Regions from separate parts of the Mus musculus genome. Here all the other regions are linked to region 7. The links are chromatin loops, found by intact Hi-C in ENCODE. Cell type or tissue: heart. All regions are shown on one strand.

What was found. A loop is a pair of places that touch in the nucleus more often than their neighbours do. Peaks named below come from ENCODE experiments on the same cell type or tissue, not always from the same donor. Only the 100,000 strongest peaks of a DNase experiment are listed, where the experiment ranks them.
Region 1: it touches region 7 in a loop (2.4-fold over the local background); 11 of 42 quality-filtered maps call a loop at or near these places.
Region 2: a loop joins it to region 7, with 4 times the contacts of the local background. A loop is called at or near these places in 15 of 42 quality-filtered maps.
Region 3: it touches region 7 in a loop (4-fold over the local background); 16 of 42 quality-filtered maps call a loop at or near these places.
Region 4: a loop joins it to region 7, with 2.5 times the contacts of the local background. A loop is called at or near these places in 4 of 42 quality-filtered maps.
Region 5: a loop joins it to region 7, with 8 times the contacts of the local background. A loop is called at or near these places in 9 of 42 quality-filtered maps.
Region 6: a loop joins it to region 7, with 2.3 times the contacts of the local background. A loop is called at or near these places in 2 of 42 quality-filtered maps.

The regions. Positions count from the first base shown.
Region 1 is chrX:143,044,526-143,048,525 of GRCm38, reverse strand. No RefSeq gene overlaps it. Among named protein-coding and RNA genes, the nearest start is that of Rtl9, 53 kb to the left of the region's middle. In heart, no CTCF peak of the experiment used is centred here; a DNase peak (open chromatin) is centred at 2,045.
Region 2 is chrX:142,819,887-142,823,886 of GRCm38, reverse strand. All of the region lies in intron 5 of Tmem164 (transmembrane protein 164), which reads right to left. Among named protein-coding and RNA genes, the nearest start is that of Mir652, 83 kb to the right of the region's middle. In heart, a CTCF peak has its summit at 1,905 (motif pointing left); no DNase peak of the experiment used is centred here; H3K27ac peaks cover 602 bases.
Region 3 is chrX:142,828,474-142,832,473 of GRCm38, reverse strand. All of the region lies in intron 5 of Tmem164 (transmembrane protein 164), which reads right to left. Among named protein-coding and RNA genes, the nearest start is that of Mir652, 91 kb to the right of the region's middle. In heart, no CTCF peak of the experiment used is centred here; DNase peaks (open chromatin) are centred at 1,693 and 2,203.
Region 4 is chrX:142,880,184-142,884,183 of GRCm38, reverse strand. All of the region lies in intron 2 of Ammecr1 (Alport syndrome, mental retardation, midface hypoplasia and elliptocytosis chromosomal region gene 1), which reads left to right. Among named protein-coding and RNA genes, the nearest start is that of Ammecr1, 85 kb to the left of the region's middle. In heart, no CTCF peak of the experiment used is centred here; no DNase peak of the experiment used is centred here.
Region 5 is chrX:143,049,583-143,053,582 of GRCm38, reverse strand. No RefSeq gene overlaps it. Among named protein-coding and RNA genes, the nearest start is that of Rtl9, 48 kb to the left of the region's middle. In heart, a CTCF peak has its summit at 1,877 (motif pointing right); no DNase peak of the experiment used is centred here.
Region 6 is chrX:142,870,068-142,874,067 of GRCm38, reverse strand. The region is part of intron 3 of Ammecr1 (Alport syndrome, mental retardation, midface hypoplasia and elliptocytosis chromosomal region gene 1); the gene reads left to right. Among named protein-coding and RNA genes, the nearest start is that of Ammecr1, 95 kb to the left of the region's middle. In heart, no CTCF peak of the experiment used is centred here; no DNase peak of the experiment used is centred here.
Region 7 is chrX:142,964,606-142,968,605 of GRCm38, reverse strand. It overlaps Ammecr1 (Alport syndrome, mental retardation, midface hypoplasia and elliptocytosis chromosomal region gene 1), which reads left to right and starts at 1,880. Exons shown (of 6, transcript NM_019496.4): 1 at 1,880-2,398. The coding sequence starts at 1,893. In heart, no CTCF peak of the experiment used is centred here; a DNase peak (open chromatin) is centred at 1,825; H3K4me3 peaks cover 2,805 bases; H3K27ac peaks cover 1,825 bases; H3K27me3 peaks cover 653 bases.

The DNA of each region.
Region 1 (4,000 bases), 80 kb before region 7:
GCAAGCAAGCATGACTTACAGGAAGTCTAAGAGGCCTAATTAGTGAGGAGTTTCACTTAATCCAGTGGTTTTGCAGCAACCCTGATGGACTAAGGCTCACACCTGCAGTTAATAAGAACTAAGTCATCAGAAGTGGCCTTTAAGGGCTACGTGAGAGTGGGTGAGGGACTGATGTGTATACATAGGGCTGGTTCTCCTGAGATAAAAATAACAGGCTGATGTGCTCGAATTACCTATAATATGGTGTGGTGGGCTTTGGTGATGGTGATGGTGGGTTCTTTTTGGTTTTGTTGTTGTGGTTGTTTCATTCAGGATCCCATTGCAAGTGTTACCTATTGCTTTCAGCTTTCTGGAATTAATAGTGTCTTACAATCAGACAGTGCTCTTTTCCCTTCCTACTGCCAGTCAGCATGCTCAGGAGAAAGTCATTCATGGCCTTATGGGCTTACCCCCTAAGTGTATTTTTTAAAGGCAATGCTTCTTAGGCCAGACAAAGTGCAACTGAAAAGCGCTGTGATTAAAGATGTGAGCCCCGACAGCCTGGCTTCATTCGTCATTCGACTATATACGCCAGGCTGTGGTGGACCTCCCAGGGTAAATGGGAGAGAGCCACAGACCTGATCATCATCAGAAGAAAGGGGTATGTGTGCTATAACTGAAAGAACTCAAAATGCGTGCGCTTGTTCCAAGGAGACTGTGTGGTACAGCATATAGTATGTACCTTCTCTAGTAGAGTCTGAAGTAACCCAGGCATCAAATACCTAGGTATTTCTCGAGCAAAAATACAGAAGTGTTCACCCAGGGTGGGATTAACAAAGAGCATCCGGAGTCTCATACCAGCTCAAGTGCGGCTGCCAAATGAGTTTGTCATCAACTTATAAAGGCTCTCATTTGTTCAGGACCCTTTTAAGTTTGGAATCACAGATACGGGCCTGGGAATGCTGGACAGCTGCAGTATGTGGGTAGAGTATGTCCCTCTAAATGCCTCTAATGTACACCAGCTCTGCTGCCTCTGCAACCCAGAGTGTGCTCTGTCTCTCTCTGTCTCTCTATGTGTATCTGTCTGTCTCTTTCGCTGTGTCTGTCTCTCTATCTCTTTCTCTGTCTCTCATGTGTGTGTATGTGTGTCTCTGTCTTTGTCTGTACATGTGCGCATACACATGTGTGTATATGCAAGTGCACACTCGCGCGCGCGCGCACACACACACACACACTTGTATGTGTGTCTGTCTGTCTGTGTCAAACAAAGGAATGCCATCCCTGCCCACATGTCTCAAAGGAATAAGCCCTTTTGTAATCAAACTCTCCAATTAGTAGGTTGTGTTGTCAAATGATTTCAAACATTTTGTCCTAGATTTCCTAGGAACACATTTGTGAACTTTCCAGAATAAACACCTTCATGTGGGACTTCTCAATGGGATAGAATCACTATGTTTCTGTGAGAGACTTCATGTCTCTGGCCTTTAGTGTTCTGCAAAAAGCTGAGGGTCGAGAGAGCCTGGTCCCCCTCTCTCACACAGCGTCCAGAAGATGACAGGGCCTATGAGGTGATAAGAAAAAAAAAGGCTGAAAACCCCACATGGAGGGTCAGCACCTTCTGGTTATCAGGACTGGGGGACACCCAGTTACCCTCTACTGGCTGGGCAGCTTCACAAAGGGACAACTTCCCTGGTGGGGAAACACCTAGTCAACTCAGCCACACCCTCGGAAGTTGTTTGTTTTCTGAGAAAAAGGACGCTTTCTATAGGGTTGGTCTTCTACTAAGAAGACTCCTATGAAGCATCATTTTCTTCTCCCACCTACCCCCCACCCCATCTCCTCCATCTCTGAGCTTAAACAAACCGAAGCAATCTGTTCAACCTTAGCCTCATGCAAAAGCTCGTCTTCTTTCCCCTTAGGCCCAGTCTCCTGCTCCGCCCTCCAGGAATCTGAGCCCACATCATTTGAGGATGAGCTCAGTCTAGAACCACTCCCTTCCTCCCTCCGAGGCCTGCCTTCCCAGCCCCAGTAATTCCAAAGCACACATCTGTTGCAACACAAAGGGCCCACCCTAGGCAAAACTGAGCTGGGGACACGGTCTTTAGTCTGCTGATTTCCCACACCCCCGCACCCCACCCCTGATCGCACTGCCTTCTTCTTCCTTGGGGAGCCAACTCCCTGGAACCTTTCCCTCCCTTCTCGCTGCCAGGAAAGGCTGTGATAAAGGAATTTTCAGTGTGATATAAATAATAACATTGCGTTACAGAGGCACCCCTGCCAGACCACCCCTTGCAATCGAATTCAAATGAATTGTATAGTGATGATGGAGTTCCTGGCATCCTTTACAACTTAAAAAAAAAAGATATTTGTAGATTGGATGTCTTTCTGGTGTCCTCTGGGTTATAGATGGAGGGCCACCAAGTCATCTCTAGCCTTCTTGATGTAAGATGAACCATGGGAACAGTCCTCAGAGGAATGGAGCCTGTTTTCAGAATACAAACCAGGTTCTAAAGTCAGACATCTGGACAGATTATCTGGAATGGGGATGGACCTGGAAAGACTGGATATACAGATGCCAAGGGCCTGATGTACTGGAAGGGAAGGAAGACGAGACTTAAAGCAAGGATGTGCTGGTGGGGGGAAAAAACGAAGTGAGGGAAGCAGCATCGAGCGAGAGAAATGTGGATGTCAGTAGGGGGAAGCAGATGGCGAGTAACAATGGCTTGGAGAGAATCGTGAACTTTTCCGTGTTCGTTTTATACTCCAGTTTTGCAGCTGTGTTATTTCATAGCCTCTCCCACAGCTGCTCAATGAGCTGAGAATTCTTATCAAATCGATTTTATTTATATATTTGTTTTGGTTGCTTTGAGATAGGGTTACAGGACGTGTCCCAGATTGGCCTTGGAGCTGCGTGACCCTCTTGCCTCTGCCTCTCTCAGGGCATGGGTCACTACAATGGGCTCATGAGAGCTAGTTGACAAGGAGGAATATACAGGAGCACTGTAGTTGTGGAATTCGGAGCAAATCACACCACAGATCAATTGTAGAAGCTGGGCTCACATACCGATCAGATGGTAAACATGCGAGGTATCTAAGGAGCCAAGCAGCTTGTGCTTCTAAGAGGATCGTCTTTGGTATAGCTCGGGAATAGTCCTCAGATAGACCATTACCCTTACCAGGGTGTTAAATCATCCACATAAGCAGGGTATGGAGTACATCTATAACCCCAGCACTTGGGACACTGAGCTAGGAAAATCACAACAAGAATAAGGCTACCAAGGTTACCGTGTGAGTGTTAAACTAACTTAGATTACAAGGGGGGGGGGGGGAGAAAAAAACAAACCTGGAGGCATGATGAGCAGATCAAGAGGCAAACTATGGTCCATGAGCCAAGCCAAACTTCTGTAAATAACGTTTTGTTAAAACACGGTCACAGTGTCTTTTAGTTTATAGACTATTTATGTCTGTTTTCATGCTGTGATGGCAATACTATTTTACCCCAGTCTGTATATAGTCTGTAAGGTCAAAAATATTTATACTCTAGCCATAAAGTCAATGTGCTGAACAGGGCATGACAACGCAAGCCTGTACTTCCAGCACTTGGGAGGCTGAGGCAGGAGAATCTCCAATTAGATACCATTCTGGGCTATACAGCTATCTCAAACAAACAAATAAACAAACAACCCTCCCCCAAAAGCAAACTACCCACAATTCCTCTCACAAGAAGCAGCAACCCTTGAGTTAAACCGTGCTCTCAAAGCCTTCCTGTAGTGCAGTGTGGTGGTGGCGCACGCCTTCTAACCTAGCACTCAGGAGGCAGAGGCAGGCAGATCTCTGTGAGTTCGAGGCCGGACTAGTCTATAGAGTGAGTTCCAGGCCAGGCAAAAACAAAACAAAACAAAAACAATATAGTATTGAGTCCAGGTCCAAGGGCTTAGAGGAATTGAGAAGGAGAAGCTCTGAGAAGGTGGAACCACACCCACTGTGGGGAGGTGGCTTATGGGCAGGGTAACATGGCACG
Region 2 (4,000 bases), 140 kb after region 7:
CCTTTCCTTTAAATGAGGCCATTGCATTCAAAAGAGCAGCCCTCCGTGCCCAGGCGGCAGCATCACATACTTTTCCTTTGTAAGATCGCCTCTTGCATCACACTTAACATTTAAGTACCCTATGTAGCATTTCTCTATTTCTTTCCTGTCCATCTCCTCCCACATGGATGTGCTGTCCATGAAAGCGAGGATACTGACTGGGTTTGCTCTTTGTGTTTCGGTCTCGGCAGCTACTACACGGCCAGACAGCAAGTGGGGATTTCAAAAATATCTGTTGAAAGAATGGCATGTGCAAGCCAGCGTGCCGAACTGAAGTACTTCATATAGTCTACCTCTTCATTAGACTTGTGGGATAGAGACAGAGTAGGGGTGGGGGCCAGTTCAACAATACAGCATCCTACTTTATATATGGTCTGGAGAATCACAGATCATGCTGGGACTGAATTAAAATGGAGGCTGAGTGATTCGGGTGGTCTGGGGAGAGTAGGTCAGAGCCTCTGCATTTCTCGACAGCTCCCTCTGACTTCTGAGGCTCAGAGTACCCTTTGATCAGCAAGTTTGTAAACTGAAAGGGAAGGCAGAAGTAGGGAGACCGTGGAGGAAGCTACAACAAGAGCTGGAGCAGGGGTGATCTAATCTGAACTCAGAGAGTCTAGTACAGACGGATCAGAAGGGATCGGGAGGTAAAACTGGCAGGTTTTCATTACCGGCTAAATGGAAGTTGGGGCTGTGAAGACTCAGGAGCCCCTGACTGACTTTCGATCTCTGTCTCAGAGACGCTGAACCGAACGAAGTGCTACTTAAACCTAACACACCACTATAAAGCCCTGTTAGGCACTGCGCACAAACTGAGTCCCTGGTGAGTGAGCTGTGAGCAAGGGGAGGCCAACTCCTGGATCATTTGAGGCTTAATGTTCATTCTGTCTCAGCCATTCTGAGGGTGGAGATTCAATCTTCCACAGCACAGGACTCCTTGCATGGCTGATTACAACACAGTTTTCTGGACACCAGCCTACAGTTTTGAATTCAGTCGGTCTGAGAAGTGGCCTCCAATCTGGAATCGGAGGACCCGCATTGTTAGCAGGTTCCCTGGTTCAGGTGATGCTGCTGATATCCGAGCTACACTGTCCCGGAGGAAGCTGTACGAAATGCAGGCAGGTTCTTAGGACCTGCTTCCTGGGACTCAAACCCTGGAGGTAGGGGTGGATCCCACAATTCCTACTTAAGTAACAAGCACCTTAGGGTGATGTAAAATGTGGGGTTTGTGACAAGACTGGAGGTCCACTGACGTAGGGAGAACCCTGGAGCCTGAAGCTCTAGTGGAGAAAATCACCAGTAAAGGAACAAATAATTTAGCCAGGTGGGAACCTGCAAGGTGATAAAACTATGGCAGAAAACCCGTGACTTAAGCTTTTCCCACAAAACCCCAGTGGCATCCTTCTTAGTAGGGAAAAGCCAATGGCCTTCGGAGACTCTCCTATCTGCTCTACTGTGTAAGTCTCAGCCCTTGGTCACAATTTACATCCCTCCATTTGGCTCCCCACTCCAATTCACCGCCAACTCAATCCTAATGCTAAGACCTTTCCCAGAACCTTAACCTTTGCCAGCCAGGATGGGCCACTGAGGTGAAGGACCTTAGGGTCAATGTCAAGGCAAACAAAGAGCTTTGGTTCTATTGGGTCCTGAAACCACCCAGCAGAGGGGCTGTGCCTCAATTCTCAGGTTGATAACGAAACTGGAAACTGGAAGCCAATGGGGAAGTAGCTTTTCCAGATCACAGGACACCAGGGTTCTTAAACCCCAGTCTCCAGAAATGGACCCAAGGGCTGCTGAATTGTTAACACCTGAAAAGAACAGAAAGACCCTGTCTGATAATTCTGAAGCTAGAGCGCCCTCTAGTGTACACAAGAGAGATTTCCTGCAGCCTGGAGACCAGGCAAAGAGGGGCCAGCAACCAGGGGGATATTTAGAAAAAGACACCTCTTATTTTCTACATTTATGTTTGAAAAACATAGAGTAAAGAACGAAGAATTATAAAAGGTATCAAAGTTAAAAGAAATTATCAAATTATCTCTATTGTTTTGTAACCTAGGTATGTTTCTTTATAAATGCATGCATGCTGTAAGGTTTATCAGCAAATCTGACAAATCACCCTAATTTCAAAGCGCTGATGAGCACTGGCAGTATATGGAGGGGTCTGCAGCTGTTTTGATGTAACAGGCAGCAGACTGTGTTGGCCAGTGGCAACCAAGTCACAGACATAGTTAACAGAGCAGACACCTAGTGCTTGGCAGGGGCAACAGGGTGTCTGTGCCTTTCAAGATCCCACTCTTGCAGGTCGCACGTCACCACTGCTCTCCTCAGGGTCACCATGAACTTCACCCTAGATAGCAGCCCTCCTTTTGACACTGTCTTCTTTCCTAACAGCATTCAGGGGGGGGATTTCAACATCCGCGTGGGTGCCTCTTCCAGAGCCCTCACTTTGTGGCATCTTGACCCTCCACAGGTCTGCTGGACCTTGTTTCTCACAGCCTGCCATCTGTCATCACACTTACGGGCTCCACCTCCGAGAGGAAAATCTGACCACAACCTCCAAAGGGTTCAGCTTTCATGTCCTCATCCTTATAGTGTATGGGCTCCTAGACCTCCTTATAAACTACCAACTCCCTTGTTGCCCTTAATGCACACACACACACACACACACACACACACGTACACACACACACACACACACGTACACACACACACACACACACTCACAATACCTACTTGTTCCTCTGCTCTCTCCAGACCTCCCTTCTGTTCAGCCCAGCTTGGACTCTTTTGACCTTAGCCTCTGGCACCAGCCCTTAAGTTTGGCCTAGTGGACAGAAGGGACTTTTCATCCGTCTCCTTACAGAACTACAGTCGGTAATTCCCAAGGCATCCCATGCTAACGGTGGGAGCGGAAGAAACCATGGACACTCAACTGTATTGGGTGAGTAGGCAGGGCCTTTGTACACTGGCAAGCAGAAGCCATCCCCATAATACCGAACAACTAACCCACCACTGCCTATGCACCAGGCACTATTGAAAACGCTCTACACGACGATGCACGTACTGCATCGTTACAACCCTGCAACGGAAGAAGGAATTTGATGCGGGCCATATTCCTTTGAAGTGCTCCCAGATTGCACGGCCTGTCCACAGGAAACTAGCCTCTGAGATGGGCAAAGCAGAGAGCCCAAGCAGCAAGTTCAACAGGAGCTGGAGAGCCAGGCAAGAGGAGCATCTGGCCCTGGGGAGTACAGAGAAGTTAAGGAACTTGACTGCTCACACAACTGCCATGGAATAGAAACAAAACTTGAAAACAGGCCATCTAACTACCCAGTGCACAGCATGCGCCTCTATCATGCGCATATCAGTACAGACAGCCTTTGGACAAACAGACCTGTATACCTTCTCTCTACTCAGTGCCTTCTCAGTGCCTCTGCCAGGACAGGGAGGAAGACAGGACCTGCTATAGCTAGAACCACCTTCCATTCTCTGGCTGCTCTTCCAGGGGACCCAGGTTTCCAGTACCCATCTGCCTGTAATTCTAGTAACAGAGGATCCAATGCCCTCTTCTGGACTCCACAGGTACTTGGCATGCAAAACACCTATATACACAAAAATAATAAAATAATATCATGTATACAAAATAAAAATCATTTTTGAAAGAGTTCTGAGATAGCTCAGTTGGTAAGATGGCCTTACAAACCCATATGCAAAAAAACAAAACAAAACAGGTGTTTACTGTTCTGCTAAAGGAATATAGCAATAAGAGGATTCCCAGAGATATTCTGCTATACTCAGAGGTCAGTGCCTTGCTCAGCCATCATCAGAGAAGCCTCCACCTGCAGCAGATGGGAACGAATACAGAGACCCACAGCTGGACAATGTGAGAAGAATGAGCGACTTTAGAACACTCAGTCCTAAATGAGATGTTTCCAGCAAATCCCCCCTCTCCTTAAGTGGCTTA
Region 3 (4,000 bases), 140 kb after region 7:
GAGAGGAATAGTGACCCACTTCTCCTCTTTTCACAAGGGGTGCAGGTGCTGAGGTCACAGCCACAGCTGCAGCAGGCTTGGTGTCTCTCACTTATCAACAACAGCATCTCCCAAGGGTCCTGGTGCTTAGCCAGGAACCATGAGAGCCCCCCCCCAACCTGTTTCTGCCAGCTGATGTTGTACCATTAGAGGGGTTTCTGTTTTAGTCTAAAAGTAATTCATGATTATGAGATGTGATTTAGAATTTTTCAAAACTGGAAAGAAGATAGAAGCAAAGGACGAAAGCGTCCCTAGCACTCAGCCACCAGAGTAGAATCCTCACTAATTCCTGGGCCATTTTCTCCGTGCCCCAGGATTCATTTTTAAAATTAATGTTTGAATTAGTTCTCTATACCTGTATTGGCAACTGTCTTCTTGTCTATATTTATTTCCTTGTATTTCTAAATAGTCTGACAGGGTAGCTGAAAATGTTGATGTTGAAGTCAAATGAATTTGGGTTCAAATTTTGACTCTACCACTGATTAGCCGTGTCCCCAAGGTATGGTATAACAGGATGGCTCAGTGCACATCAGTGTCCTCTTCCTACCATCCTTAAGTCTAGAGCCCTTACAAATGGTTTTATCCAGTGCTTGGGCCATTTCTCAATTACTGAATGACTTCTCCTAAACAAAGCCATGTATTCCAGATGGATTTCAGACCCTGGGAAGTCATCTCTGTACTCTGACAGAGCCACAGAAAGCTGCAGGGAGTCTGAGGCAGAGAGACGGAAGGCTGGGTGCTGGCAAGTGGCCTGCCTGCTCCAGGAACCTAGAGAACACGGTGCTTTCTGGAGGTCAAAAGCATCAAGGTAGAAAATGAAGAGAGGAGGGTGAAGCTGAGGGAGAAGGAGGATGGCAGCAACTCAGGGGTATGCTAATTGCTTGTCCATCACTGGACTGGGGAATGTCATTTATTACTATGCAAAGGAGAGGCAACAGTAGAGAGGAGCAAGGACAAGGGAATGATGAAGTCCATCTTATTTATATATGTTGAAAACCCGAGTCTGCGAAATAGCCACATGGGGACATTCCTGTAGTGACCACCCAGAACATGATGGGTGACACTGGGGGCACCTGGAGCCTAGAACGTGGAGGTAGTCAAATCCTGGTTCTAGCACTTATGGATTTCAGAGCTTTAGGCAAATCTCAGTATCTCTTCAACTCTGTTTTATTCGTCTGTATAATGGAAAAGGCACCACCTCATTCACAGTGCTGTTAGTCAGATGACGTAATAAAGGTGTGGTACGGTACCAGGGATTTAAGAGCTGCTAGTTATTTTTATGACACGAGCCACAAACTCCATGAAGACGATGAGTTGAATATACAAGGGTGGGTGACATCAGCACATAGAAGAAAATGAACTCATGGAAACACATGTGCACAGTGAGAGAGTAAGAAGACCAAAAGCAAGAAACCAAGGAGCGTAAGCAAGAAAGGGGAAGAGGGCGAAGGAAATAAGTGACAAAAGCCAGGGGGATCCCGGAAAGTTCATTGTGGACAGGCTGAAGGAGCTGCGCTCTGTGATTTTGTATCAGGACATATTTATAGCTATCGTTGGCCACATTTGGCCCATGGGTTGGACACGCCTTTGGGACCCAATGTTCCACAAAGCCAAGGACCTTCTATGTCTTTCCAACAACAGCCAACACAGCACTTGGTTGGTAACAATGCACTGAGCAGTATACTGGGAGTGTGAACACTGGTCTGTCTGATAAGGGGGTGTGACCTGGACACCATGCTGTCGCCCCAGTTTCTGAGGACACACGGAGGATGAAGAGACCTGCAAGGCTGACAGGGGCCCAGGCTTTCAGACATTCCACTGCAAAGCCTCCATCCATCACTTTCTCAGCTGTCTTTTCATTCCCTTTGACTTCTGCCCACCAGTGGCATGCCTCAGATACCAAAATGGCAGTGCAGGAATGAACTTGTGTGTGTGTGTGTGTGTGTGTGTGTGTGTGTGTGTGTGTGTCCTTGGCCAGGAGCAAGGTCAGGAGCCATAGACCTTGGGAAAGAGGATGGCGGTTCCTTCCCTGTGCTTCTCCCAGTGTTGTGGTGGGAAAGGAACATTGGGATCTTATCGGGGACATGTTTCTCAGTGTTCTCACTGACCCTTCACAGAGCCCCATGCTGGCGCTCTCGCTTCTAACCTGCATCATCTGTGCCAACCAGACTGACTGTTGCCAGGGGGAGGAGCTTTCCCTAATGCTCCCCTTCACCTCATCCCTGGATGCAGAGTGGACACCCGAGCAATGCTCACTACTCGGCCAAGCGGTGGCACAGAGTTGCCAAGGAAACGTAAAATAGAACGTTGGTTCAATGTTAGTAGTACCCTGAAGACTATCTTTGAATTCCTATAAAACCCAACCCACAAAGCACCCTTATCTGCACAAAAGATATGGCCACTTGTTTTCTCTATAATGTTGAGAAACAGGAAATAAGCCAACTACGGAGATAGGTTAAATAAACTACATTGCCTCCATGTTGTGTAAACGTCCCCTGCCATTCAAGTGGCAATCAGATTGTCCATGCATGAAGAAACCAAACCAGTCCTGGGCGAATAACAACAAATATAAAAGGCAGAACATCAAACAGTAAGGACATGAAAGAAAATACAATGTAGTATCTTAAAAAACAAAGGCCTGGAGGTTGGGGCGGGGGAGAGGTCAGACAGCCTCATGTTCCCCACAGGAATGACCCTGAGCAAATCAGACTTCCTTCAAAGTTGTGTTCCTGTGTAGGAACAAGAAGCAAACATCCACTTCTAAGGGCTGAGACAGGGAATAAGTCATTATAGAAAACAGATCCAGCAGCTGGCCTAGCATGGACCTACTATCATCCCGAGGATCACAGACAGGAAGATGAGGGTATTCTGGGGAAATGGACACCTCCTCTGTGAAAGGAGACTGCCTGTGGCAAATATAATCCAATATTCCACTTCCTCAAAAAAGAAAAACAGTAAAAAAAAAAAAAAAAAAAAAAAAGCCCTGATAACCCTGCCCATAGGGATATATGCAAACTGTACACAAACCCACATAATTCTCTTTGCGGGATACCTGGATGTGGCCCTTGGGATAATCCTAGTGAAAAACCAGTTTTTGTCAAAAGGAAAGCAGAAACCAAATCACTTTTGGGAAAATTCAACACATCATAAACCTCTTTTTTTTTTTTCCATCTCTAAGAAAGTGTGTGACATTTTTCTGCTAGCATCTTCTGTCCCAGGAGGCTAGAAGCACATCATGAGTAAAGGTAGGGGAAAAAACAAAATAAGAGTTTCTGTAAAATTCATTTCTGCCAGAAGGAAGCCGTAGAGTACTGGGAACCTAGGCAATTGCTCCAGCAGTAGCGAAGACCCCCCAGAGGGCCCCCCAAAGGATCTTTCCCTCCTCCTCCACTCTCACAGAGGACACCACCAAGTACTCAAACGCTGGGTTGGGTAGCCTGCTATTATCCCATCTTGCTGCTTCCTTCATCTCACTGACTTACTCTGGCTACCGACTCAGGCAATATCTATGATGCACATTGGACTCAATGGCAAAAAGTAGAGAAACAATCTGGGCTAGCTCCTGTCCTTGACAATCTGCGGCAGTTGACAAATGGCAACTGACACGTGGAGGAGCCTGACATGGTGAAGGGATCATGGTCAGGACTGGGTACCCCGAGGAAGGGAAGCAAACTGGACAGGGTCAGAGATCAGGAGATTTAAACAACAGGAAGCACCTGGGGTAGGACTTGACAGAAGGAACATTCTAGGCCGAAGGCAGAGCCTGAGAAAAGGTATACAGATGTCCGAGGCATGCGATCTGTGGGCAATTACGTGCAGTTCCTTGTTCCAGGGGAGCACAAGAATGTAAGAGGTCTCATGTGTCATACCTCAGTAGCTAGAGAGACAAGAAAACAGGACCTCATAAAGGAAGAGCCTTGTTATCCCGGCCAGAGAACTTGGCCTTTATCCTCTATACAAT
Region 4 (4,000 bases), 84 kb after region 7:
CAGAGGCACATGGACCTTTAAAATTCAAAGCCAGCATTATCTACATAGGCCTAGCTAAATAGCCCTATCTACATAGTTCCAGGCTAGCTGGGGCTACATAGTGAGACCCCGTTTCAAAACCAAAACCAAACAAGAACCAAAACAACAACAGCAACGGAGAGCTTACAACTAAAGTGAAACCATAGTGCCCTCATTTAGATGAGGGAGAGCTCCATGGAAGATTCTAGTCTGCGTCAGCTCATTATTAGATTGCAGCCACTTGAAATCAGAAATAATCTCGTTTTCAGTTTTGCCAAAATGGAAATTGTTCGTGGCCATATCATAGTCTGTTTTCCAAACCCACACAGTCTTTCCTTCCCAATGTGATGAGAGTACTGTTCTTACTGTGTGTAGTAATGGATGACTCAAACTCATACTGAGTCTTAAAGATGAACCTGACTCATGCAGTGAAAAATAAATTATCATTTGCTCTGGTAGGATGTAGTTTAAAGACTTTCATCAGAAAAAAAAAGAAGCAAAATTTAAAACACGATTTCATGTTGTTTGTTTCCAAAAGCAGAGTAGAGTAATCCAGCAGCAACTCTACAGAGAATGTGTTATGTGGACGTTGCACAGGAAGAAATGAGGTATATTTGCCATGTGCACATTTAGCCATCTGCTTCTTTAGGTAGCATACATTTGGCACTCTTCATCTTGCTCGACTAAATCAAATTTGCAGCCAGTTCCTCTAGTTTGCAGCATACAGAGACAGATTCTGATGATACTCTTGCCCCAGGAGGAGATTTCTGATGGACGGCTATGACTGTCTCAAAGAACATAGGCTTTTACAACAGTATTTCCTCTTTTATTTTTTGAGATTATAATTTAAATATATGTAGGTGTTTTAAGAATCCAAGAACCCCAATAAAAGACCAATTGGGTGATAGCACTCTTGAAGGCTAAATGAATTTCACAGGAGCCAAACAATACCTAGCAACTGGTACAGAAGTTCCTAGGAGGTTCCTTGTTTGTACCTTTGCATGTAGGTCTCTACTGGAGACTTTTCTCGGTGTCCTCCGTGTGTACTCTCCCACCCATTTCCTCATTTCTTTTCTTTTCCCTCCTTTCAGCCCTCTTTGGATCCCAGACCTGTGTTCTTTTCTCCATTCCTCATGAATTGCCCATTATCATATAACACTAAAATGGGCATCAGAGTTCACCAATAGAAACGTCTGTTAAACAGCCAGTAAGTTATCTGTAAAACTGTTAAGGAAAGAAAGAACTGTGGCCAGGCAACAGTAGACATATGGCATAGAGTTGGAAATGTCCTTTCCCTGCATAGGCAGTCAAGGTCACTTTCATCTCGCTTGTTGGCAGTGTGCTTAGGTTTGAGCATTACTTCCATGTTTGCATTTTGGTTTGTGTCCCATTGTTTCTTGGTTTTGAAAAACTAAAACACACTACTCAGTGAGGAAGAGAAGCTCTGTGTAAATTTTCAGATGGGGGTTTAGGATTCTAGTTCTCTACGTTTCTGAGGTGCAAAGGTGTTGCATATGCATTCTGTTCTCAGGGTCCTAGTGCTGCCTGGGAATGGCAAAACAAGGAATTTCCTAATGGTCTAAACCTCTCAGAAAGAAATGGAAAAAGCTAGTTCATACACACTTCACTTGCTTCTCTTTTACCCAATAGCAGTGCTTAGTTGCGGGTTTAATAACTTGTGCTGCAATATGACTGTCAGTAATAGGAAGCCCCTGTCACTTTGGTAACTTCCGACTGCTTAAGTTATTAGCCAACTGACTCTGTTTCAGGAAGCGAATGGCTGCCTTGCCAGGTGCGTCCCAGTCATTCCTGTTGTAAGTAAGAATGTTATTTAGGATGAGCCTTGCAATATCTAATGTTGTGCCCTTTTCAGCAGTGCTTTATTTCGTTTTTAGCAAACACCCTCACAAACCTCTTGATTCCTTGATAGCTAAAGTCCCATTTTCTTAACTTTTTCGTTGAAGTGCTGCTTAACATTAGCTTCTAACTGACAGACATTAACACTGCTTCTCACTTAGGTGAAATGTGACCGTGGCAAGGTGCCAGGTCCAACTGAATACATTCAAATTTGGTGTTTGAACTAAATTGTGTTTTAAATTCATCACCATCATATGGTTAATGGGGCAACCAGCTGATTTTGTTCATAAACATTTGGTTATTTTCCCTAGGACTATTTAAACATTAGAGAATGGCTTCCTATCATTTCAAAGAGAATTTCATTATCAGTTTACTAGGAAATCCTCCTGTTGAATTCTTAAGCGCCCTCCAATTTAAGTTGGCAGATACTTGTTGGGTATAAAATGTTTTTAGTGAGCCAGGCGTGGTGGCGCACGCCTTTAATCCCAGCACTTGGGAGGCAGAGGCAGGCAGATTTCTGAGTTCAAGGCCAGCCTGGTCTACAGAGTGAGTTCCAGGACAGCCAGGGCTACACAGAGAAACCCTGTCTGGAAAAACAAAAACAAAAAAATGTTTTCAGTGGACACTATTCATCATTTATTTTTGTGGAATTCCAGTGGCCAAGAAGTCTAGGAATATTTGCCATTTGGCTACTAATGAATGCAACTGAATTGATTGTTTATATTTTTTTAGGCAGAGACAGTACAGGTTTCAGATCAGAATTGCCAAGTAAGACAATTGTTTTGTGTTCCAGTTAAAATGTATAATCTATTCAAAGGTGAAGACTAACGTGTGGTTAGTAAAGGGAATTTTTGGACTTGAGCCTAAAAATCTGGGTTAGAGACTTACCTCCGTCTTTGGCTTAGCTGGATCATCTCAGCTAAGTCATTGCCCAACTTTAGAATGCAGCATCTTCTCCAAAGCCCTAGCTTTAACAGTGTGTACAGAGTATTCTGAAAGGAGCCTGGCTGAGGGAAGCTGAATTCTCTCGTGTGTAAGCTATCCACACCAGCTTGGCAGCTTGGCAGCTCGGAATTTGCATTGAGAGCCATTGATGTTTCTTTGCTCACAAGTTTAATGAAAAGTTACTTGGAGTTGGGAAACAACGTGACTACTAACATTTCCGTTTGAATTTTTGATACAATCAGATGGTCCCCCCCCCCCCCCGTGCCTAACATCCCTTTACTTCTCATGTCGGAGCTTTGCAGCACTGTGCTTGAGCCCTAGGACAGTGACGTACCATGTCATCTTCTATCCGTTCTCACCTCACTCTTGTTCTAGAGCTTTTCTCTTCAGCTCTAGAGTGACTGAGCAGCAAGCGCCCACAGCATGAGAACAACTTGTTCCAGTTTAGGTACTTGAAAATACTAATCCATTTGAAATAGGTTGAATTTTACTGGCCTTGAATTACTCTTTTGTTGGTCAGTTTAGGAAATAACACACACTACAAAGTATTGAGAAAATAGCTATGTAATGACTTCATCCCATGTATTCTTTTAGTGAAAAAAAAAAAAAGATCTGGATGCAAAAAGTTTATGTTCTTAAAACAGACCCAGAGTTATTATACAAAATGGTGATTCCCATGGTGGGAACCATCTGATTATATTAAAAATTCAAACGGAAATGTTAGCAGTCACATTTTTTTTCACCCATCTCCAAGTAACTTTTCATTAAACTTGTGAGCAAAGAAACATCAATGGCTCTCAATGCAAATTCCTGGAGAAATACAGTGGCAGTGAAAGCCTAGCAGGGCTCTAAGGGATCCCAAAGAGATCAACAAACAAGCAAAGCAGGCCCAGAGTTCTTAGAGAAAACAACAAACAAAGCAGTAGATGAGCACAGTCTTGGTGAGGATGTTAAAATCAGGGACCTCCATATGTCGGAGATGGGAATACACAGTTATGCAGGTCTTTGTGGGAACTCTTAGTCCCTCACAAAGTTAAAGACAGCATTACCTTTTTTATTTTAAAGGTTTGCTTATTTGATTTAGGTGTTTTCCTTGTCCTCTAGGCTACTGAGCCATCTTTCCAGCTCAACAGAATTACCTTAATTACCTTAATGACTAGTCTTTACTAGTATTTACCTT
Region 5 (4,000 bases), 85 kb before region 7:
ACAAAAGAGGTGTCTGAGCGCCTCCATCATTTCACTCAGCTTTCCATGTAAAAACACAGCCAGACATGTCAGTAAGTATTTGCTCCACCATCCCCAGCTGATATGTTGCTGCTTCTCTCCCAGTCGCTGAAGTCAATTTATTGCTTATAGTAAGGTAGAGCGACTTTGATCATCTCTTCAATCCTCCAACTGCAGGCAGAGTGGGCAGCAGCTTCTACCCAGAACCTGAAGGTCCTTCATCCCGCTTAATGGTGTCTTATTGAAGTGCCACAGCGATCATAGAAAGAGACCTGAAGGATGGACTGGAGATGCAGCTCATGAGTAGAGTATTTGTCTAGCATACCCAAGACCCTGATCTTTCACCCTAAGCCCAAAGATGAAGAGACATGGAGGGAAGAGGAAGAAAAGAAGAGAAAAAAAGAAGGAGGGAGGGAGGGAGGGAGGGAGGGAGGGAAGGAAGGAAGGAAGGAAGGAAGGAAGGAAGGAAGGAAGGAAGGAAAGAAGGAAAGAAGGAAAGAAGGAAAGAAAGAAGGAAAGAAGGAAAGAAGGAAAATGGGAGGGACAGAGGGAGTTCAGAGTCAATGCTATGATCTCATTCCAAAAAGGGTGACTGATGAGGAAGGTCAAGGCTGTGAAACAGCAGGAATGACAATGGGAGCTGGAAGGACTGGCTCTTTTGGAGGACCAAACTGAGCTGAGGACCTACTAGGGTCATAGAAAGTTGACACATTGAAAAGACAGAACTTGATGCCCCTGTCCCTGGAGTCTCCTCAACCGTGGCCTAAATGAAACAATGGAAAGGGATTTAGCTGAACAGGGAAGTACCTTTAGCCAAGTCATCAGTGTCTGAGGCCTCCGAGGCCTGCTAGCGGCCTGTCAGCATAACTATCCCTCTATCCACCACTGGCACCATTTGAGCTCAGTCTCTTGACCCCAGTACAGCTTGAGATAACGGGACTGTACGATCCACTGAGCTTTGGCATCAGGATAGTCTAGCAACGAGGAAACATCTGCATTAGGATCTTTCTTCTGATGTCCAGAATCCTGCCTGGCTCTATGATCCACATCTCAGGATATGTCTGGATGTTCCCACCATGATGATGGTCTAGACCCGTGCTTGAGGCCACGCTAGTTAGTCCTCATCCTTTTGCCCACTATTTACCATGCATCTCCTCCAGCCCAGTCCTCGGTTAACTAGGCCAAGCCAAAGCAGAGCAGCCACAATCCCAGCCCCAGAAAGCCAACAAGTAGTTCTGACCCTTACTGGCATCGCTACCCCACCCCACTCACACACACACACACACACACAAATAAAAACCCAAACCCTCATGTAAATTTGTTTCATTCCATCTCTGTCCCCAAATTAAATATATAGCTGTTATACTCTACCCTCAAGTTCAAAGACACAAATGAGGATCCACAGAAAGAGGAAATGAAAGCAACCCATAAGAAAATACTGTGTTTGGCATATAAATGCTTGCACAATCAATCCCACATAGAAAGACTGAATGACAAGGACAGAAGTGTGTGCTTTTACATTAAATCCCGGTGGATGTGGCTGCAAACACAAATGAGTAGAGGTATGTTGTATTGATAGCTCTCATTGCCAAACAGCACAACTGTTGACAGGACCGTTGTCTGAAAACGGATGACTCAAGGTCAACCTGGGGCAAACAGTCCCTTATTCCATCTCTTCATAATCTTTGCACTAACACAAAAACCCTTTGTGGTTCTGTAAAAAAAAGCAGTTGAGGTAACATGATTATAAATTGGATTTTCACATCAGTGGAAATCTACTCAAAACCCATGTGAGATGTTGACTATTTTTTGGTCATTTCTGAGACATTAAATACCCTCATGTAGTTTCCAAAGATCCCTCTAGGGGGCAGTATTGTCTCAGTTGAGAGCCAGTGTAGCAGTTCACTTCTGGGAGGATAGGGCCTTTACCTGGTTCTGGCCAGGCTCCCACCCTATCCTCCTCTGTCTGGAGTTCAGTCCTTGTTTATCCTTGTATCTAATGAGATTCCTAAGCTCCAGCACTTCCAATGGTTGCTCCTTCCATCACAGCCTTCTGGGTTGCACTCTGGTTGCTAGTCTCTGAAACACCCTATTGAAGTCAGCCTCTATAGCTATTATCCGGCCCAGTGCCAAGAGGTGCCCTTCACTTTCCACTTGAACCTTTGACCACCTGTACCACCACTGCCTCCAGACTCCCAACCTGTTGAGAATCAGTAGAACAAATGCAGCCACAAGGTTTGAACTTGTGCCTCACTTCTGTAGCTAGGATCTGAAATAACAGTCAATCCCCTTCTGAAAATACCAAAACAGAGTGTAATCCACTCTTGGCTGTTTCTTCTACCAGCTCCACATCACAAAACCCCTTAACTGAGAAAGCGGCCCAGCTCCTTGCAGGGCATTATAGTCAAGAGTATTTGCCTGCCAGAAAGAAAATGGTGGCTCACACCTTTAATCCTAGCACTAGAGAGGCAGAGGCATCAGAGGTATCTCTGAGTTTGAGACCAGAGTGAGTTCCAGGACAGCCAGGGCTACAGAGTGAAGCCTGTGTGTGTGTGTGAGTGTGTGTGTGTGTGTGTGTGTGTGTGTGTGTGTGTGTGAGAGAGAGAGAGAGAGAGAGAGAGAGAGAGACAGAGAGACAGAGAGACAGAGAGACAGAGAGAGCAAACAAAACAAGAATATTTGCCTGAGAATCGGATGGGGGAGGTGTTGTAGTTCTGGGTCTATCTGATGCTGCTTAGAGAGTTTCATTTGCTAATTTGGAAAATAATGATATAAAATGCTTCATACAGTGTATAGACAATCTCCAACACACGCCCCACCACCACCCCTCACAGTTGTTCTGATTCTGGGAAGCAAATGGTATGTGCTAAAATCTGGCAGACTTGACCTGCCTGCCCCGCCTTGTACATTTTCATATGATGTCTAGACCGAGACTGAAGTTTTTAATGACACTGACCAAGATGCATCCACACCCTGGTTTAAAATACCACACAATCAGAAATGCTGGATTGGTAAGCTCTTCACCCAGCCATCAAGACTTAAACAAAGAAACAAACAAACAAACAATCCTGTTTCGTTCCATAAAGCAATTCTGAGATGTAGCCATCAAGCAGGCTGGAGGCGTACAGTTAACTAGGAACTATCCTTAAACGAAACCCCTCCTTCTCTATAGAATTCAAGACATGTCTGCAGAGAGGACTGAGGTTGGCTGCGTTGTTAATCACCACAAGCGGTGTCTGTGCAGTGCCAGAGCTTTTGTAAGAAAGGGGAAAACACCATCAATCATCCAGGTGCCGAAGAAAGTGGTCGGCTCCCGTGCGGACACAATATTAAAAAGTCATCCTCAGTACAGCAACTAGATTGAGGCAACAGACACCTTTAAGGTCCTAACCTGCCTGCTTGGCATCAAGAAAGGGTCTTGAAAAAAAAACCCAGAAACAATTGACCAGGACGGCCACACATTCATCAGTCAGTCGATATTTATTGAGCATGTACTATGTACCTGACACTCTGAGGGATGTAGAAAGCAGAAGAGTACAACATTGACGACAGCCTTCCCATGAAGAACTCACTGTCCAGTGGATGGGACAGGAGGAAGGAGGGGGAAAAAAAATCTCAGTTCAAAGCAGTAGAAAAAAAAAACTCAATCCAAAGCAATGGAAAGTTGTTCAGCTCATGCTTTTAGTTGCTGTATTTACAATCTCATAAAGTCAAGCAGGCCAGATGTTCTGCTATTTGGTAAGAGGAAAAACACAGTCAGGTTTATTATGGTGACTGACTTCTCAAGGACTTACACAGCGTGATTCCAGGACCAGGTTATTTTTTGACATTAGGAGGATCACTTACATTTCCTAGCTGCTTAGCATGGGTCGGGATGCCCACCCTCTCTGAACCAGTTCCCCCCTGTGAACACAGAAGACAGTAATGACCCCTTCTTTAAAGGACTGTCATGGTGGTTAAAAGAGATGTCCTACGGTTACTC
Region 6 (4,000 bases), 95 kb after region 7:
ACCTTCCAAAATGACACATAGCCTGCAAGTTCCACTGTTTGGGAGTTGTGTTTCTCCTTGAACCACTATGAAAGGATGTAAGACAAATGGCAATCAGCAGAGCTTGGTGGCTTGCTCTAGGTCCAGTCACCTCAGCTGCTCATTTTCAGGCTATTATCAAGGAATCAGATTTGTGTTTGTAGCACTGCTGTGGCATGCGTGCTACCAATGATTTTGTTGGGATCTAATGTACCACAGAGCTGACAGGAGTCAACATAGTTTCTAACTTATAACCAAGCATCTTTTACTTCTGAGCTTTAGAGGGAAGATCATTTCAAGGCATGAAGAACAGATGTTTTCTAATGTATCCTAAAGTAAAAGCTTAGATCATATTTAGATAAGTTAATGACAGTTGCATGAACTAGAAGACTTTTTCTTCTTTATCTGACTTTGAAGACAGCTTTTTGTGTGTGTTGTGTTGGGGGGGGGGTCACTTTTAGTATACCACACTTACATAGATAGAATCATCCCATGCTTAATGGAGCTGGCCAGCAGGATACTTGCATGGTTCTAAACTCTGTCCCTGGACTATTAAAGCTAGACCTTGTGTCTCTAGTCTCTCGCTGTCCCCACCTAATGTAACAAAGCATCTGTCATTGTATGTGAGCCTTGAGGACTCCTGCTACTCAGCGAGCTGTACTTCATTTTCAAAAGAACCTCTAATGCACACCTCTCCAGCGATCACAGTTCCATTTCTGATGTATCTGGCTGCAGTTAATAATAGGGCGCTTTGTAATAGCCTTCGTGAGAATAAACAGATGAGATGAACAAATTGGCTACTGTCATTATCCCCCCCCCCATATTTTAAATGCTAATATTTTCCTTTTCACTCTCCTTCCCCCCATAAAGGTTTCCATTTTTTTTAGATCCTCTTAATGTACAACTGAAAAACAGAGTCCCCATTCATACACAGATGGCTAGCATGACTCACAGAGTCACCAAGCAAAATGACTTCTAGTTGCATATATACAGTCTGTTTCCCCCCTTGCTTATTTTTCGTCAACTATGATGTACATTATGTTCTGTTTTATTTCTGCCTTAAATTCCTGCCTTTGTGAACACGAGACAACAACAAATAAAACAGTCTACCTAGATGAGGAAATTTCTCTCATTGATATTTAGAAGGACCTTGAGATGGAGTGGGAGATGCCACTGTGGTTATGGAAATGCAGTCCTTGTCCTGAAGCCCTGCTCTGAGTGCTCTATGGAGTGCTAGGGGCCATTGGGGAGGGAATGCTTTGCACTCCCTGGCCATCAGCAGAGGATTTGTTAGGAATCATCAAGGCCTCGGAGGGAGCAAGAAGCCTAACAGGGAAGCAAGCAGTAAAGCAACTTCTTAGAAGTGGATTTATCCCATAAATATATGCATTATCCATTTGGATCCTTAGTGAATGAACAACAGAGTCTGTTCTCAGGTTTCCTGCCTTCCTGTCTGTATTGTTTGGTGGAGGAAGTGTTTCTGTTATTTTTTTTTTTCCTCTTAGAATCTAGACTGTCTTCCTTCTCCTTCCCTGGAGGTTCAGTTACAGTTTTTTCATATGCACTTTGCATGTGTCCCAGCATTTAATTTTTTTCAAAGTGCTGCATTCTGAGGAAAAGGAGACTTGGGTTCTGTGACCTTTCTGGTCCGCAGTTTCTATACTAGGAAGTTGAAAGGGTTGGACTAAAGTCTCTTGACAGAGTGTAGTTCTGTGTCAGAGTCCCTTTTAAAAAATGGCTTCTGTTTTATTTTATATGCAGAGAATGAATCAGCCATTTAGAAATCATAAAAAGAGTTCCCTAACTTTTGAAATGGCCATTGTCAATGTAAATGTTGGCCAAAAACTGTCAAAAGAATCCAGTTTTTTAAAATTATGCATTCTCCATTTCATTTTCACAAAGAATTCTCTTTGGTAACAATGAAATAGAGCTATCAAAGCCTCTATTTCATTACTGCACCATTTCCTCCCTTAAGTCAGTATTTTACATGTAAATGTAAGTGCAACAGTTGCGGTAGGGAGATATTATTCCTTTTATAAATGGTATTTTGCTTTACAGAAGGACACAGTATACTTTCTTTATTGCCTTCCTCATAATTTCAAGATTAATCTATTTTCATAAATCCCAGCCCCTTATAACTGTTCAGAATCAAATCTCTTTTGTAAACTAAGCTAACTCGTATTGAGTCACATACTCAATGTACATTTAGAACTTGGATAAGATTTTTCTTAGCTTATCAGGCAGACATTCCCTACAGAAACTTGTTTAACCAGAGATGCCCTCTCCACCCAGCATTTGAAGAGTAAACTAAGCTCAAAAATATAAATTACTTGACTTCCCTCCTATTTAAATTCATCTCCTTTGTCATTTCTTTTTTAAAAATGGTAGGAACGCATTTCTATAACATTTGATGATAAGCAGGCTTTTTATTAAATGCCACCTATGTTGTCTGAACTTTGCATGGTAAGCTTCAGTGTGTTCAATTTTTCTGAATGCGTATTATAATTAGTCTATATGAAGTGTTTTTCCCATAATTACACTCTGAGCTGTCATTTGCTCACTGTAAACTTTTGAGTAAGAACATTTTCTATTATTGCAAATGATACATTAATATATTTGGCTTCAGAGCTTTTTAATGTACTACTTCATTAATACTGCTTTATTTCAAATCTTAACTGATTATTCACAAGTTCATGGGGGTTATTGTTAGTTCAGGTACTTTAGTGGCAAGCTACTAGGTAAAAATAAATGTTATATCTGATTTTTGTTAGTGAACTTTTATGGCTAAATTGACATGCTCATGTTCCTTATAGATAAGAGGTCTAAGTTTCCTGCATGAAGCAAAACTACTACAAAAGCTAAGAACTGGTCCTAAGAGACTGAACTAATTTATTGCTAAGCTAAAGTGACTAATTTACAGAGATTTGAGACCAGAGCAGCATATATATATTTTATTCAAGGGAACACTTGCAGTTATTGTTACATAACAAGAAAAAGTAATCCATTAACTGAGGTAGATGATGAAGGCAGGTTTTTATATTCAGCTACATTAAAATATTACTAATGCCCGAGTGATGAATATGTAATCAGCTATCTCTTTTGATTTATATTCTACAAAACTTCTCAAGAGGTATTCAGAGTGCTTGAAGACCCCGGTGTGTGATAGATAAAGGCAGCCTAATATGCACACCTTATTGACTCAGTTCAGGAGAAAAATGTTTTTAATCACTAAATTACTAAGTCACTAAGTTACATGATAATCATACTAGGAATTACAGGACAATCACACTACCTTTTCCTTCTTTATATTCTTCTAAAGAGAAGTTCCATATGTGCAGCTCTTCTTATATTCATGGTCACAGTTAGTTGTTAAAATTTACAACTTAAAAGTTACTAATGGTGGGGGAGGATATCCAAATTTCAGAAAGACTTTAGAAATTTGTAAATTAGCCAGTTTGTTAACCAGATAGATAGCTGCAGAACTTCAGAATTTCTACTTAAACTGGTGGGCAAAGAAACGCAGCCAACCATATGACCGAGAATGTAAATGGAGGATCTAGAGCATATGTAGTCTAAACAATGCTTTCAGGAGTACTGAATTTGGGGGTAAGAACACAAAATCTTACAACAGAATTAATCTAGATTACAAACTTGAAATAGGCGGACCCAGGTTTGAGATATTGTCATCTCTTACGTTCAATTTGCTTTTACTAGGAAAAGTCACCATTGTGGAAGGGAGCTGGAGTCAGGTAGAATCTCCTGTGATGGGAGGAGTTTGAGAGGGCAGTATAGAGCACTGTGGGTTTGTAGTATTTTTAGAGAAAAGAAGCATCAAGTTTTTCCACCTAGAAATCTGAGAGATGCAGACGCTGGGTCACATCTGTGGACTGTCCTGTGCAGCATTTATTTCTGGTCACACAGCCCTAGGCTTCTTTCTGGGTGCATGTGTATATCATCAGTGGTGCAAGCCTTGAAAGAGTTG
Region 7 (4,000 bases):
TTCTTGGTACTACTTGACTAGAGTATAATGTCACTTTTTTTTCTAACTAATTTTGTATTATATACTGTGACTGAGCACTAGTGTAGCATTTGTCAGGCAAGCACTCTACCATTGACCATCTAAACCTCCAGCTCTGTGACACAGGTTTAAGAATGGGATATGCTTGCATTTAAATCATGATTCGGTCCCTTTCTACATGTGTAACGTTGGGACAAGCTACTTAACGTTTTAACTGAGGAATTTCACATTCTTCCCGGGAAGATCAAGTGAGATGATATAGTACTTTCTAGAATGATTGTGTAAGATAGGTATAATACTGCCACCTAAAAAGTGCTTAGTAAATAGCTGCAATTTTTCTGACCAGATCCACAGGTCTGACTTAATTTATAAATATAAGAGTGGGAAACATACATATTTTTTTGCACATGTCTCTGATTTTACCAGAAGTGCACTAGGGTGTAAACAGAGGCTCAATGGTTAGTTAGTATGCGAACAAGCCTCTCTTTTCTACAGCTTGAGTTTAATAAAAATGCTCTCACCTGTTTGTAAGGTCCCACACACTTAGATCAAAGGTGCCAAAATCCACCCTCTACTGTTTGCAGACAGACAGACTCCTGACTTTGGGGGGGGGGGTATTTTGACACCATGTAGACACAATGGAGATCAGTTATTTTCTACTTGGTTTATTTTTAAATGAATTTTTACAGCTGGCTATTGTCATTTTACAGCCCCTTCTTAAGTGCCCAAAACAGGACTGACTCAATCATACACCTCCCCATTCATTCAAAGAGTTTTGAGACAATTTCTTAAAACTGAGAATTAAGAATTGTCTCATTATACATCTGAACAAAATCTTCTAACTTGCAACTAAAGTGACACTACCTGACTTATATATTTATCTCCAAGGTCTGGACATTGCACTTATATTTCGAATCTCTTTGTTTTCGAATCTCTTTGTTTTCGAGTTCCAAACCCGAAAAGCCCATGGCTGTAAGTCTGAAAACACAAGGAACATCTTTGATTCTGTGGGGTGTTTGTGAGGCACGTATTTATATATGTATTCTTGCTTTTTAATGGTCTCTCTGGACTACGAGGAGAAGATGGAGGGATATACAAGATATACACATTGAATTGGACTTTAATATTTGTCAATTAGAAAGATTAAAGTTTTGCATTTTTTTAGCAAAATCTCAGAAAAACTGTGGTGTCTGGCTAGGTTAGCGTTAAAGACACTGTCGTGTGGCCATTTCCCGGATGGCTTTTACAGTGGCTGTCTCAGGTGTGGAGCTCCAAGGAGCACCTGCTTGCTCACACTCTTAACAGTTCAGAACCAGTGTATTTGAGGCCGGGTGGCTCAGGTTCCACCTAACTGGGCTCGAGTGTCACTAACACTACATGCAATGGGGTATCACCAAGGTGCGCTTTGGAACTTGGATGCTTATTTCAGACTTTCTCCTTTCTTTCCCCCTTTCACTAGTTTCTGTCCCCCTGCTTCTTCTTGGAGCTCGCCCATCTCCTCTTCTTCCTCCCACTCCTCCAAGTCTTGTTCTCTCTCTCTCTCTTTTTTCTTTTTTTTTTTTTTTTTTGCCTTTCCCTTCGCTTTTCCGCCTTCCATCCTCCGCCAGGAACCCGGCTCCCAGGAGGCGCGAGTCGGGCGGGACCCACCGTAGGCGCCAAGCCACCAAAGCTCGTGGCGCGCGCCGCAGGCGGGGGCGCGAGCACGCCCGAGAGCCTTGGCGGGGCTGGGCAGCCCGGGCCGCCGAGCCGCGTGTGCGCGCAGACCGCGAGCCCCCGGCGCGCCCCCGGCGGCCGGGGCCGCAGCGTGCTCGCCCCCGCCGCCAGCTCGCCTCACTTATGGGTCGGAAGCGCTGCGTGGGGGAGACTGTTCCAAGATGGCGGCGGGTTGCTGTGGGGTGAAGAAGCAGAAACTGTCCAGTTCGCCCCCCTCCGGCTCGGGTGGTGGTGGTGGCGCCTCCTCCTCCTCTCACTGCAGCGGGGAGAGCCAGTGCCGAGCCGGGGAGCTGGGACTAGGAGGCGCCGGGACGCGGCTCAACGGACTGGGCGGGCTGAGCGGCGGCGGCGGCAGCGGCGGCGGCGGTGGCTGTCCCCTCTCTCCCCCTCAGGGCTGCGGCGGCGGCGGCGGCGGCGGCGGCGGCGGCGGCAGCGGCAGCGGCGGCGGGGGCATCTCGCTGTCTCCACCTCTGAGCTGCGGAGTGGGAACCCTACTTTCTACTCCGGCCGCCGCCACCGCCTCCTCGCCGTCCTCCTCGTCCTCATCCCCCGGCTCCCGGAAGATGGTGGTGTCAGCGGAGATGTGCTGCTTCTGCTTCGATGTGCTCTACTGTCACCTGTACGGATACCAGCAGCCCCGGACCCCCCGCTTCACCAACGAGCCCTAGTGAGTACCGCGCTCCCCGTCGCCCTCTTCCCCCGGGCTCGGGATGGGGCTCAGAGTTGAGGCAAAGTGTAAGTCCTCCGCCTCCTGTTCGCGGGTGCCCCTCTGTCCCTCCTGCCTCTAGGGTCCCCAGAGTCGCCCGACCCGTGGGGGGCCCTCGGCGCTCCTCTGCTCCACGAGGAGAGCACCCTACCCTCGGAGCAGGGGGCTGCTTTGCCAGCCATGGCCCCCCTGGCTTCCAGACTGCTCCCGCTTCCTCTTTGCGCTAACTTCCAGGAGTTTTGCCCCTTCCCTTCGATCCTTTCTACCCCTCACCCTCCACCCCACCAGCGTCTGGGGCGATCTGGATCACTGTCGGTACCGACCTCTCCTCACTTTACTCGCCATTGCCCCACGTGAAAGCCCCGCCAGTATTCCCGCCCCGCGTACCTTGCACATGGAGAGCTACTATCCCATTGCAGGGTGAAAAATAGCAGTGATCTAACTTCTATTCTGCTAGTGATGGAACTTAGCTCTCGATCTCCAGGGAGGTTGCCCATCTTTTCCTCCGGGTTTCCCTGTTCCTCGGGGAGGGGAGAGGTTTCTTAAAACACCTTTTGCCTTACTACCTATTTTTATCTGAACGTACCCATTAAAATGCATTTCTAGTGAAGCTAGCGCACCACCTCACAGTTGAGAGTGAGACCTTTTTTTTTTTTCCCTCTTCCTTCTTCATTCCAGTGTCTTGGTATAGCACATTCAAAGAATGTTGTCCCCAAAGAGGCACTGTCAATATGTACCAAGCGTGCGTTCGCTTTTGTGTAGATTTCACATTTAAGCAACCTATGTTAAACTCAATGATTCGAGGAATAGTTAACCCAGTACATGTGTAGGCATTTTTACGATTTCCTTTGGCTTTTGTAACTTTACATTATTTTATCCTTCAAGTATATGGTTGAAATTGTTTAAAATAGCACTGTTACAGGCTAAAAGCCAGGTTACTTCTAATCTCTGTCCATTTGGATGTGTGGGAGATGGGGCATATGGTTTTTCTTTTAAAATGTGTAAACTGAGTGTAAACTGACTTTCTGAGTTAAATGCTAGACAGAATGTAAAGTACAAAGGAAGGCAGAATGGGAAAAGGGACGATTGTTTTTATTATGACTACTGGCATCCACAAGAAAAATACAGAAAAAAAAAATTAAGCACACTCATACTGAAAACCATCAACCCCATCCCTTCTGCCCAAGAGCTCCTTGTTTCCCACAGCGTAAAGACATGAATTGATGTTCATTTTAACTTGCTGCCTCTCATTTTGTGAGATTAGAAGAACGAACTACTACTGCTGGATAATTATAGTAGTCTGACGCTACTAAAATATTAAATTAATATGTAAAGTGGAAATTGCAATAAAGTGTCCTGGAAATTGTGCGTTTGTATTGTTTGTTTTCTTTGCTTTCATTCTTTAAAATGCCTTTAATTTTGTCGGACTCCGCTGTGCTCCGGACATTTCTTTAGGTTTCATGAGGAATGGACGAGAAGGTGCCCAGGTGGACACTGTGGAGTGAATGAGGGGCGTTTGGAAAGTTCCTAATGTGAATTCTAGGAGCTTAAATCCTAAATCTC